Linked DNA regions of Homo sapiens: region 1 is linked to region 2. Evidence: chromatin contacts called from ENCODE Hi-C or POLR2A ChIA-PET data. All regions are on one chromosome and are shown on one strand. The core of a region is the stretch at or near the end of the contact, and the rest is flanking DNA. Distances in the headings are between cores, read along the strand shown.

Region 1 (5,086 bases), core at 1,455-3,954, 1.3 Mb after region 2:
AATTACTAATAATATGTACTTACAATTATGCCCTTTCATCCAAGTACCTCAAAGAGCTTTCATAGCATTAATTTGTTATTTCCTATAATATCTTTGAGAGGCGGCTGATAGAAAGTTATTATTATCTCTATTTTACAGTCAGAGAAACTAGGGCATAGAGAGGTTAAGTAACATTGCTAGGGTCATACGGTGAACAACTGACAAAAAAGGGACTCAAGCTAATTATTCTCATTTCCTGTTCAGTATATTATCCATTATATGGTTGTTCAATACACCTAAATGCTTTTTTATCCTAGACAAATTGAGAATACTGTATTTAAATAATCTAAGACGTAAGTGAACGCGTTTCTCTTTTTTTGTGTGTTCAAAAATGCTGCTCTACAGGGATATAGAGTTAAAAACTAATAATTAGTCTTTGGTTTGCAGCTGTAGCTATTATTTATAGGGCTTTTACTATTTGTGGTTTTCTGAAGCTCTGCTCAAAATGAAGTATTCTATTTCTCACTGCTTTATGCTAGGTTAGCATAGCTGTGAGCCACCAAAAAGCAGCTGAGACAGGCTGACTAATGAATTTGAGGTTGTCTTTCATTGCGTTCCTATTGCTGACTCTTCTTGAAGTCATCCTCCTTCTAGCTCTCCATTCAGCAGATATTTGTGCAACCCACCATCCTCAATCCTCAGCCTATGGCCAGCTTAACTGTTGTCAATGATTAAATTTAAAATATTTTTATTGGAATGGAGCAATTCCTACAGAATAAAAAAGAAAAAAATTAAAATATTAAAATATAAACATAGATAATATTTCATTTTATGAGTTAATGATGCTATACTATTAATAGTTACCACTGTTACATCCAGTTTCTGCTAAACCTGACCTTTAGGGTCCTTAGAAGACCATTAAACATTAGAATATTGGTCTATGGATGGACACATATCACCATATTGGGTTTTTTAATGCAGTATTTCAGTAATTTTCCCAAGTAAAGGCAGGGAGAAAGGAGAAGTGGTTTTGAAACTGTGCTCAATGACGTAAGACTGCAGTCAGCTTGGTTATGGTCATCTAAACCTGTGGTGTTTCCAACTTCAGCCCAGCTCCTCCCTAGAGCTCTAGACCCATATAGCAACCACCATTAGACAGCACCACTCTTACTTCACTCATCAACTCCAAAACTGAACTCATTTTTTTTCTGCAAAAATGTCCCCTCCCAGGACTCATCCTAACTCTTCCTTATCTTATTTAGTAAAATACACCCTTATCCTGCCCCTCCCTCAAAGCAAAACAAGGCATCATCATTGCCTCTTCCATTCTCCTATCTGGCAGCTGCCCCTAGCAACCAATTACCAGTTGATATGGCCTCTTGAATATTTTAGGAATCCATCTCCTTTGGATGCTCACTACCATTCACACAGGGTCCTTAAGTTTTCTCTTACTGGCTTCTGCAATGGCCCCCTTGTGGGCTCTCTGCTTATCCTTCTCTGCCCCCCCACCTCCACCCCCCCAAGTTATCTGTTCTCTACCAACAGAAGAATAGCTTAAATTGTAATCTGTCCACTCATTGCCTCACCAAGGCATAGACGATTCGTGATTTGGCTCCTGTTTTCTTCTCCAGCCTCATCTTCTTCAGCAACCTAAGTTTGAACTTCAAGACCTGTAATTATTACTCATTCTTCTCAACAAATTATTTGTCCCCGTGCTGCATCTCCTTTCTGTTCGGATCCGGATTTGCCATCCCACCCCTATTTTTGTAGTAGAAAATGCCTATTTATCTTTAAAACTCTAACCTACGTTAGTAAAGCTATCCATTCTTCACGCTGTACATCTTGATAAACCATACTTCCAATAGCAATGATTTGCTTTCATGTATGTCTGCCCACTAGACTGGACATTCCTTGAATGGCTCATACCAGGAATATAGTTGGTACTCAATTTGTGGGGAGCAAAGAGAGATAAGCGAATAAATGTCAAGACATAAGAATCTGTAGCTGCTAACTTAAATTTACGGATTTAGTGAAACTACTTCTCACAAGCTACCAAATCACAGTGCCATGGGGCCGCAAGATGATCTCAGTGCCACACCGACACCTGCAGAGTCGCAGGGGGGTCCGACACCCCTCAGAAAGAACTCGCAGACCGTCCGAGAAAGCGAATTCTCCAGGGGATCAGCAGTTAGATGAGGCCCAGGGCAGCCACGAGACCCTCCAGCCAGGGTAGGCGGCTGACCCGCCTCCTGGGATTTGGCCCGTGACAAGCCACGTCGCCAGCTCCGCTCTGAATACCCCCGGCCACGCCACACGAGCGGCCTCAACCCTGAGACGCCCAGGGAACATGAGCTGACCCTCTAGAAGCAAGATGGCGGCCTCCGCTCTCCCCTCCTTCCCCCAAGAACCCCCTCCTGGTCCCCAAAAGAAAGACAAGGACACCGCGGCAACGACGCCGAGATCCGGGAACCTCCGCGAGGCCCGCGGCCACTCCCGAGCCCCCGGGAGATGACTTCACCTCGCGGAGCTCAGAGAGCCGGGGGTGGGGCCGTCGGAAAGACAGCGCGGACAGCCCTCAGCTTGCAGGGGGCGGAGGCCGGGCAGCCTGCGCCCTCCGAGCCACTGTTCTGCGGCCCAGGCCCATGATCACCCTCCTCTCAGCCCACGGACAGGAAGTCGCTCCCCAGCTGCCCCGCCCCGCTCCCCAGCGCCCCGGAAGTGATCTGTGGCGGCTGCTGCAGAGCCGCCAGGAGGAGGGTGGATCTCCCCAGAGCAAAGCGTCGGAGTCCTCCTCCTCCTTCTCCTCCTCCTCCTCCTCCTCCTCCAGCCGCCCAGGCTCCCCCGCCACCCGTCAGACTCCTCCTTCGACCGCTCCCGGCGCGGGGCCTTCCAGGCGACAAGGACCGAGTACCCTCCGGCCGGAGCCACGCAGCCGCGGCTTCCGGAGCCCTCGGGGCGGCGGACTGGCTCGCGGTGCAGGTGAGCGATGCCCGCTCGGGCCGCCCGGGGAGGGACTGGGGCCACCCGGGCGGCGGCGGGGGTGTGTCCGGGCGGCGGCGGGCCGAGGCCCTGACGCGGGTTCGGGCTGCCGAGATTGCACATCCCACGTTCTGCCCGGGGACGAGCTGCGAGATGAGCCCGGCTGGAATCCGGGGCACCGCGTTCGCCGCTGTGGGGCGAGTGAGCCCCCGAGAGTGAGCGGCTGCGGAGAGGTCCCCTGCGCCCGGCAGCCGGTCTCAGTTGGCCTCGTCCGAAGGTCACCCCGCACCTTTCGTCCACGGCGCCCAAGTTCCCGCCCGGGCGGTGCCCGCGACCTGGGGCAACCCGCTGCCGCCGCAGTCCCCGCGCCTCACTCCACCCCTCTCCCCTCCTTCCCTTTCTTTCCACTCCTTGCCTGTGCTAGAGCCGCTGCTTTTTAAGCATCTCCGCCAGGGTTTTTTGTTTGTTTGTTTTGTTTGTTTGTGTTTTTTTTTTTTTTTGCCAGTTAAAGGAATGGTTTTTCAGACTTAAAGTCATTAGACTCTCCGCACTGAACTGAATACCTGGCCTTGGGCGCTTGCACAGCTTTAGCCCATTTTCAGGTAATCTAGCTTCTAATATGAGGAAGAGAATACATTTTGGGAGAGAGGTGTTTCCTCTGTGGTTCGTTTCTGAAAGATTTCCAGAAGTGGAAGATGTGATTGGCATGCTTTAGCCTGGATATATGTGTTTAAGTAGACGGGGGTGACGGCACACAGGGGTGGCAGTGTTGTTTCAGGATTTAGGGAGAATTAGGGAGTTAACTGGCCTGTGCTCGGAAACCTGAATGTCCAGACTTGTAAGAGCTCATCCAAGTGTGGCTGAGGTAGTGTGAGAAGTCCCGTGCCACGCCCTACGTGTCAAGCTGAAAAGCACCTAATTTACAAATTGTGTGGTGTGGGGGGGGAACAACCTTTATAAAACATGTATCATAAGTTAATTCTTTTCCAGAAAGTAAATTGCAACTTTAATCATATTCCAGAAATTGGATAACAGATTTCATTGGTAAACTCTTACAGTATGTTTATTAATGTATTTCAGTGTGTCTTATTAGCTCATGTTTTTCTGTCTCTGGTAATACAATATTATTCTAAACCGACTCCTGTATTAAAATAATACACTATTATTGTGAAGTATTATCTGACAACACCGTTTTTTGACCTTGGATTTCTTTAGGGCAGGAGCCATGTCCTACTTATGACTGTTTCTATGCAGTATGCCTTGAACATAGAAGCTGTTCACACATTTCTGCACTGAATGAATGAGTGTATAGGTTATCTCACAGTCACCATCCAGGAGTTGCTTATTTTTGTTGGGCTAGGCTGTTTGTTTTGTTTTAGGTTCTTGCCACTTACAGACTTTACTTCGTGTTTCATTCTTCAGCAGTCAGAGTTCTTTGCCTTCCAAAACTATCCTCCTCTGAAAGGTTAAAATTATATTAAAATTGTGCTGGGCATTATAACTTGTATTCTAGTGTTAAATGCTTACTACTTGAGCATATTCAGAGTTAGTAGGAAGAGACTGCCTGGTGATACACATCAAGTTTATGTTTGGGGTTGATAACTGTACCCTATCTTAATGAAAAAGAGGAAATTAGGAGTTACCATTGTTTGGATAACGTGGTGCTTCCCAGAATGCTTATAGTGGTTCATTCTTCCCATGAATACACGCAATCCTCTGAAATCCTGATGTGACCTTGGCATGATTTACCAATAGCCTCTTTTACATTTATTTTCCAAGATCCAGATGCTGTTCTCTAGTGTGTTTGCTGAGTGTGCAATAATATGGATCATTTATTTTGAAGCAGTACTTCATTACAACACTTTCTTCACAGGGCTTTCCAAAGGAAGAAAGGGCTAATTATAGAAAAGAATCTTGTCTACCATTTGTGAGGGAATATTTTTGTCTGTAGATGGTTGGATTATTTTCACATTAGGGAGGTTCAAATAAGAAGAAAGTGCTGACGTTTTCTCTCCTCTCCAAGTATGTGGTGGTGGTCCTGCACTGTTTTTCCAAGCTTAGCTTCTACAGAACATAAATACATGTACCAGTGTCAATTCTTGTAGATATGCATATCAGTGTAATATGC
Region 2 (4,862 bases), core at 1,981-4,480:
TATTAAAAGGACTGAGGATCATGTGTGTTGGTGGGCCTTGGACTCTGCTCTAAGGTAAATGTGTGTGTGTGTGGCGGGGGGCGGGGGGGGGGGTGCCTGTAATCCTGTGGGTGTGATCTCTTTATTAGACAATTTTTGTTCATTAAAGTAGGAGTGTAAGTTTGTTTGTTTGCTTGTTTGTTTTTAAAGTAGTACTGGGTGCCATGTCATGAAATATTTGGAACATACTTGAACTAAAAACTTGTTATATATCTGAACTTCCAAATTCCCTGGGTATTGTATATTTTATTTGTCATCCCTACCCTCAGAAAGCAGACTAATATCTGCAGTGCACCTGGATTCACAGATGGAAATAAGGGGACAAAACAAGTACAGTAATATAATTGTGAAAATTCAGTAGGGCATGCACAGATTACCACCACCTCTGTAAGAAGTATATAGAGACACATGTTTGAAATATGCATAATGAGATGTAGAACAATGTCTCTCTTGGTTGTTGTGTTGTCCTAGCTCAAATTTTGCAGTTTCTGCTGTCATCACAGCTGGGAATGAGAAAGGGAAGGGGCTCCAGTTGGTCTCCCTCTGCCTCTGGAGCACACGTGGAGGACATGAGGCTTCCGCAGGAACAGCTCTGAAAGCTGAGTTCTCGGGTCCCTGTGAAGGAGGGAAGCTTGCCTGCCTTGGAGCGTGAAAAAGTCTTGCTGGACAGAAGTCTCACGGTTTAAAACTGGGAAGGGAGAGGATTGAGATCACACTAGAATGCACAGAAAATTCTTAAAACAAAAAAATGAGAGAAACTTCATCAGAATGTGAAAAGAACTATAAAGCTACAGTGCTGAAGAGAGGGCAATACTGGCACTAGAATGAGAAGATTCATGGAACACAGTGGAAAATGCAGTAAGAGAGCTGCATGTATGTAATATTTTATCATGTGATAAAGTGATATATTAATATTCACAAGGAAATAGTCAATTATTTAATAAGTTCTCTTTTTGGTATTGACTTACTGTATGGAAACAAATATTGTTGCATTTCTACCTTACTAGTTACAAATAGTGATTTAGTTGTAATAAAATGAAAATCATTAGACTTAAACGATGATGAATTGCATAGAAGTTCTAGGTGAGATTGGCCTTTCTAAGCCTGGCATCAAACTAGACACCCTAGAAAAATGGACAGATATTATTTTATTTTTCAAAGTTCAATTCACCATAGGTGCCAAATGTAAATAATAACACATGAGGAGTAATATCTTCAACACATTGGATAAAGGGTCAGTATCTCTAAAATAGTATATATTAATTCTTACGAACCAATAAGAAAAAATTAATCCTCCAAAAGGAGAATAGGCAAAGAGTATCACAAGGCGATTCTCAAAAGAAGAACTATAAATGACCTATAACGTTGTCAAATATTGCTAGTACTCCTAAAGATGGGGGAATGCAAATCAAATTAACAAATCTCATTTTCAGAACCACAGAGCTTGGATTGCCATCATTATTAAATTAAAGTATATGACTTAGGGAATGTTAATTAACCCCCCAATTTCTTATGTTACATTCAACGGTACTTTAAACCCTTAATGAAGTTTCTGTGTAGATTAAATAAAATGTGCATGCAATGTGCTTAGTACATTAACTACCAGAATGTCAGCACCCATATGTACCATCAATATTATTATTATCATTATTCATTTTTTTGAGACAGAGTCTCACTCTATTGCCCAAACTGGACTGTAGTAGTGTGATATTAGCTCACTGAAACCTTCACCTTCCTGGCTCTAGAAATTCTCCTGCCTCAGCATCCAAAGTAGCTGGGATTACATGTGTGCGCCACAACAGCCGGCTAATTTTTTGTATATTTAGTAGAGACAGGGTTTCACCATGTTGGCTGAGCGGGTCCAAATCTCCCGGCCTAAGTGATCCTAATGACTGGACTGGCCAAATGCTGGGATTACATGCATGAGCCACCGGGCGTGGCCAGTATTATTGTTATTAATACAGTAATTATTGTATAAAAATTCCTGATGGATCAATGATGCCATCATTAAATAATCAACACATAAAAACATTCAAATAAATGATATGGACGTCTTTATGCATACTTATGAAGTATGTGCACCTTTAGAAGTAAGACACACAATCCAGACACAGGAAAATATAAGATTTATTAAAATGTATAAAAACCAAATATCAGAATGAAAATATAAATATGGCATTGAAATAGAAACAATACATACTCTGCTATGACAAACAGAGTGAAACAGCTCAAGTGAACTGACAAAAATATTGTTACCTGTAGTGTCAGGGAGAAAAGAGGAACAAGAAATCTACAATGGAAGCTAAAATCTTCAAATGCATCACCTTTTATGATTTTGACTTCAGTTCCATGTAAATATTTTATATATACAAAACAGATTTGAAACAAAACAAAGTAATACAACAAATTTCCAAAATGTAAAAATGAAAACTGAACAGTTAAACTAGCTGTATAAATGTTGGCATGAACAAATAGAGAAAAATTATTTCAAATGATTTTGTGGAAAAAGTATTCTCATTATGTACCCAAAAAGGAAAGAAAGAGAGAGAAAAACAAGGAAGGAAGGAGGAAAACAAGGAAGGAGAATGGATGGAAGGAAACAAGGGAGGAAGGGAGGAAAGGATGGATGGAGGGAGGGAGTTAGGGAGGGAGAGAAAAATAAAAACAAGCAAAGAAGTAAGAAAAAAGAGAGAGAGAATAAAAGGGAGGGCAGAGGGAGAGAATGTTCAACTGCATACCTAGGCCTAGTGTTTTAGTGGTCATTATACTATTGCTTATATTGTTATAGACATAAGGAATAAGCACCACTCTCAGCTGTGATCTCTGGACCATGACTGGATAAATGATTCAGTATAAATAACCTTCCTATTTGCTGTCCAAAATATCTAGATTCGCAGCTGGACCCTAGTTGTACCTGTCTGTCATAGGAAGCAGAGTGAGTGGGCCTCCCCCATGTCCTAGGAGAGCTGAGAGAACCTTACTCTCAGCCAGGCTGCTTAACTGAGGCCCGGAGATGGCAGCTTGATCTTCAGGAAAGTTGTGGGGGAGGGGTAGGGAACAGGGTGCAGCTGCTGCCAGGACAGTGTGATATTAGGAGGGAGATCAGGAGTTAAGCTGTCTTTCTCTTGTTCAGAATACAGTAAATTTGGTGGCAGGAAATGAGAGGGGGCGGCTCTATCTTGTGTACCAGAGGCAGCCACAAGGCAGATGTTCAGTGTGGTGTAGGGCAGATCTGAATCACTGTGCCTGCCCCAGGTGGCACAGTAATAGACCCCAGAATCATTTTCAATTAGATTTTGCAGTCTCAAATTCCAGCTCCACCTCCTCGGTGTATGAGTATAATACTTTCCAAGACTGAGACCTGATTCCAACACATCCCTTGAGTTGGAGACATCATAGTGCAGAAGATGCTGTGGGGTCTTCCCCTCCTGCTGTAGGTACCAGTGGATGTAGACGGCATTTATTACAGTAAGGTCACAAGTGATTTCAGCAGATGACCCAGTCGGCCTGGTGACTGACTTCATTCTCCCTTCCAAGTTGGAAGATTTCTGACTGGCTGCAATGGGAAAAACATAAAATATAATGAGGTATTCCTTTGTATGGCACCCCTTTCAAAAGAAGAAAACAAAACAAAACCCAACCTGTGAGCCTCTCTGTAGGCAGCACACTCACCAGGATACAGGAAAGCTAGAAGCACCGCTAGGGCTCACCGCATGCCTTCCTTTCTGGGGCCTTGGAAGGAAAGGGACCAGATGAAAAGGAGTAGAAGATCCTCTCAAAACTCAGGTCCCACTCAACAAGGAAGTGATCCCTAGCACAGAAGACAGTAGGAGGAGCTGGTATTCCTGAGACACAGGCAGAGAGAAGTGACTGAGGATGTGTCTTAGGGGACTCCCAAGCCTTCCTCCCAGAAGGGGTGGTTCCTGGGAGGACCTGCAGAGGAGCTCCTGTGTCTCCTCAGGCCCTTTCTTCGGCGCCCTCTTGTGGCAGCTGAGAGCAGGCCCAGGGCAGAAGGGAGGCAGGGGCATTGAGAGTTCAGGCCTCCAGCAGAGGGACTGCAGATTTAGGGGAAGCTGACCCTGGAATTAACAGGCTCAGACCTTGGAGGGGGCAGTCCCACAACAGGCTCCTACCCTGCCCTTCAGAGTTGCAGCAGCTAATGCTGATGCCAGGACCTTGTCCTGACAGGAAGCCTCTGATTAGGGCCCTGAACCAAGTTCCTTTTCGCATCTGCAGACACATGGAGGCAACCACTCAAGGCCACTCTGAGAAGGGTTGAACGTGCTTTAAATTAAAAGGACTGAGGATCATGTGTGTTGGTGTGTCTTGGACTCTGCTCTAAGGTAAATGTGTGTGTGTGTTGGGGGGGGTGAGTTGTGCCTGTAATCCTGTGTGTGTGACCTCCTTATTAGAGGATTTTTGTTCATTAAGTAGGAATGTGAGTTTGTTTGTTTGCTTGTTTGTTTTTAAAGTAGTACTGGGTGCCATGTCATGCAACATTTGGAACATACTTAAACTAAAAACTTGTTATTTATCTGAACTTCCAATTCTCTGCGTATTGTATATTTTATTTGTCATCCCTACCCTCAGAAAGCAGACTAATATCTGCAGTGCACCTGGATTCACAGATGAAAATAAGGGGACAAATCAAGTACAGTAATATTATTGTGAAAATTCAGTAAGGCATTCACAGATTATCACCACCTCTGTAAGAAGTATATAGAGACACATGTTTGAAATATGCATAATGAGATGGAGAACAGTGTCCCTCTCAGTTGTTGTGTTGGGCTAGCTCAGAGAATTCAGTTTCTGCTGTCATCACA

The links. A loop is a pair of places that touch in the nucleus more often than their neighbours do. ChIA-PET counts read pairs that join two places held with the same protein, here RNA polymerase II (POLR2A). Pooled maps may share reads with other maps.
Region 1: a loop to region 2 is called in a map with no recorded cell type, with 6 times the contacts of the local background. The contact joins the promoter of RALA here to the enhancer-like site in region 2. A Hi-C loop is called at or near these places in 1 of 168 maps with a recorded cell type or tissue (CD8-positive, alpha-beta T cell), 1 of 37 single-sample maps with no recorded cell type and 2 of 50 pooled maps. POLR2A ChIA-PET finds 5 or more read pairs at or near these places in 1 of 52 experiments (OCI-LY7).

What each region holds. Positions count from the first base shown.
Region 1 is chr7:39,620,868-39,625,953 of GRCh38, forward strand. RALA (RAS like proto-oncogene A) reads left to right here and starts at 2,705. Exons shown (of 5, transcript NM_005402.4): 1 at 2,705-2,958. LOC107986785 (a long non-coding RNA gene) reads right to left here and starts at 2,610. Exons shown (of 2, transcript XR_001745175.2): 1 at 1,566-2,610; 2 at 1-747. RefSeq lists an enhancer at 2,581-3,428 and silencers at 2,755-3,264, 3,859-3,908.
Region 2 is chr7:38,341,746-38,346,607 of GRCh38, forward strand. TRG-AS1 (T cell receptor gamma locus antisense RNA 1) reads left to right here. Exons shown (of 4, transcript NR_040085.2): 1 at 1-54; 2 at 4,276-4,382. It also overlaps TRG and the pseudogene TRGV5P. Among named protein-coding and RNA genes, the nearest start is that of TRG-AS1, 2.8 kb to the left of the region's middle. Within about 2 kb of position 3,231, at least 3 of the 41 ENCODE cell types and tissues checked have a DNase peak (open chromatin) inside an H3K27ac peak, as active enhancers do; they include CD8-positive, alpha-beta T cell and OCI-LY7, where a contact is called at or near this core.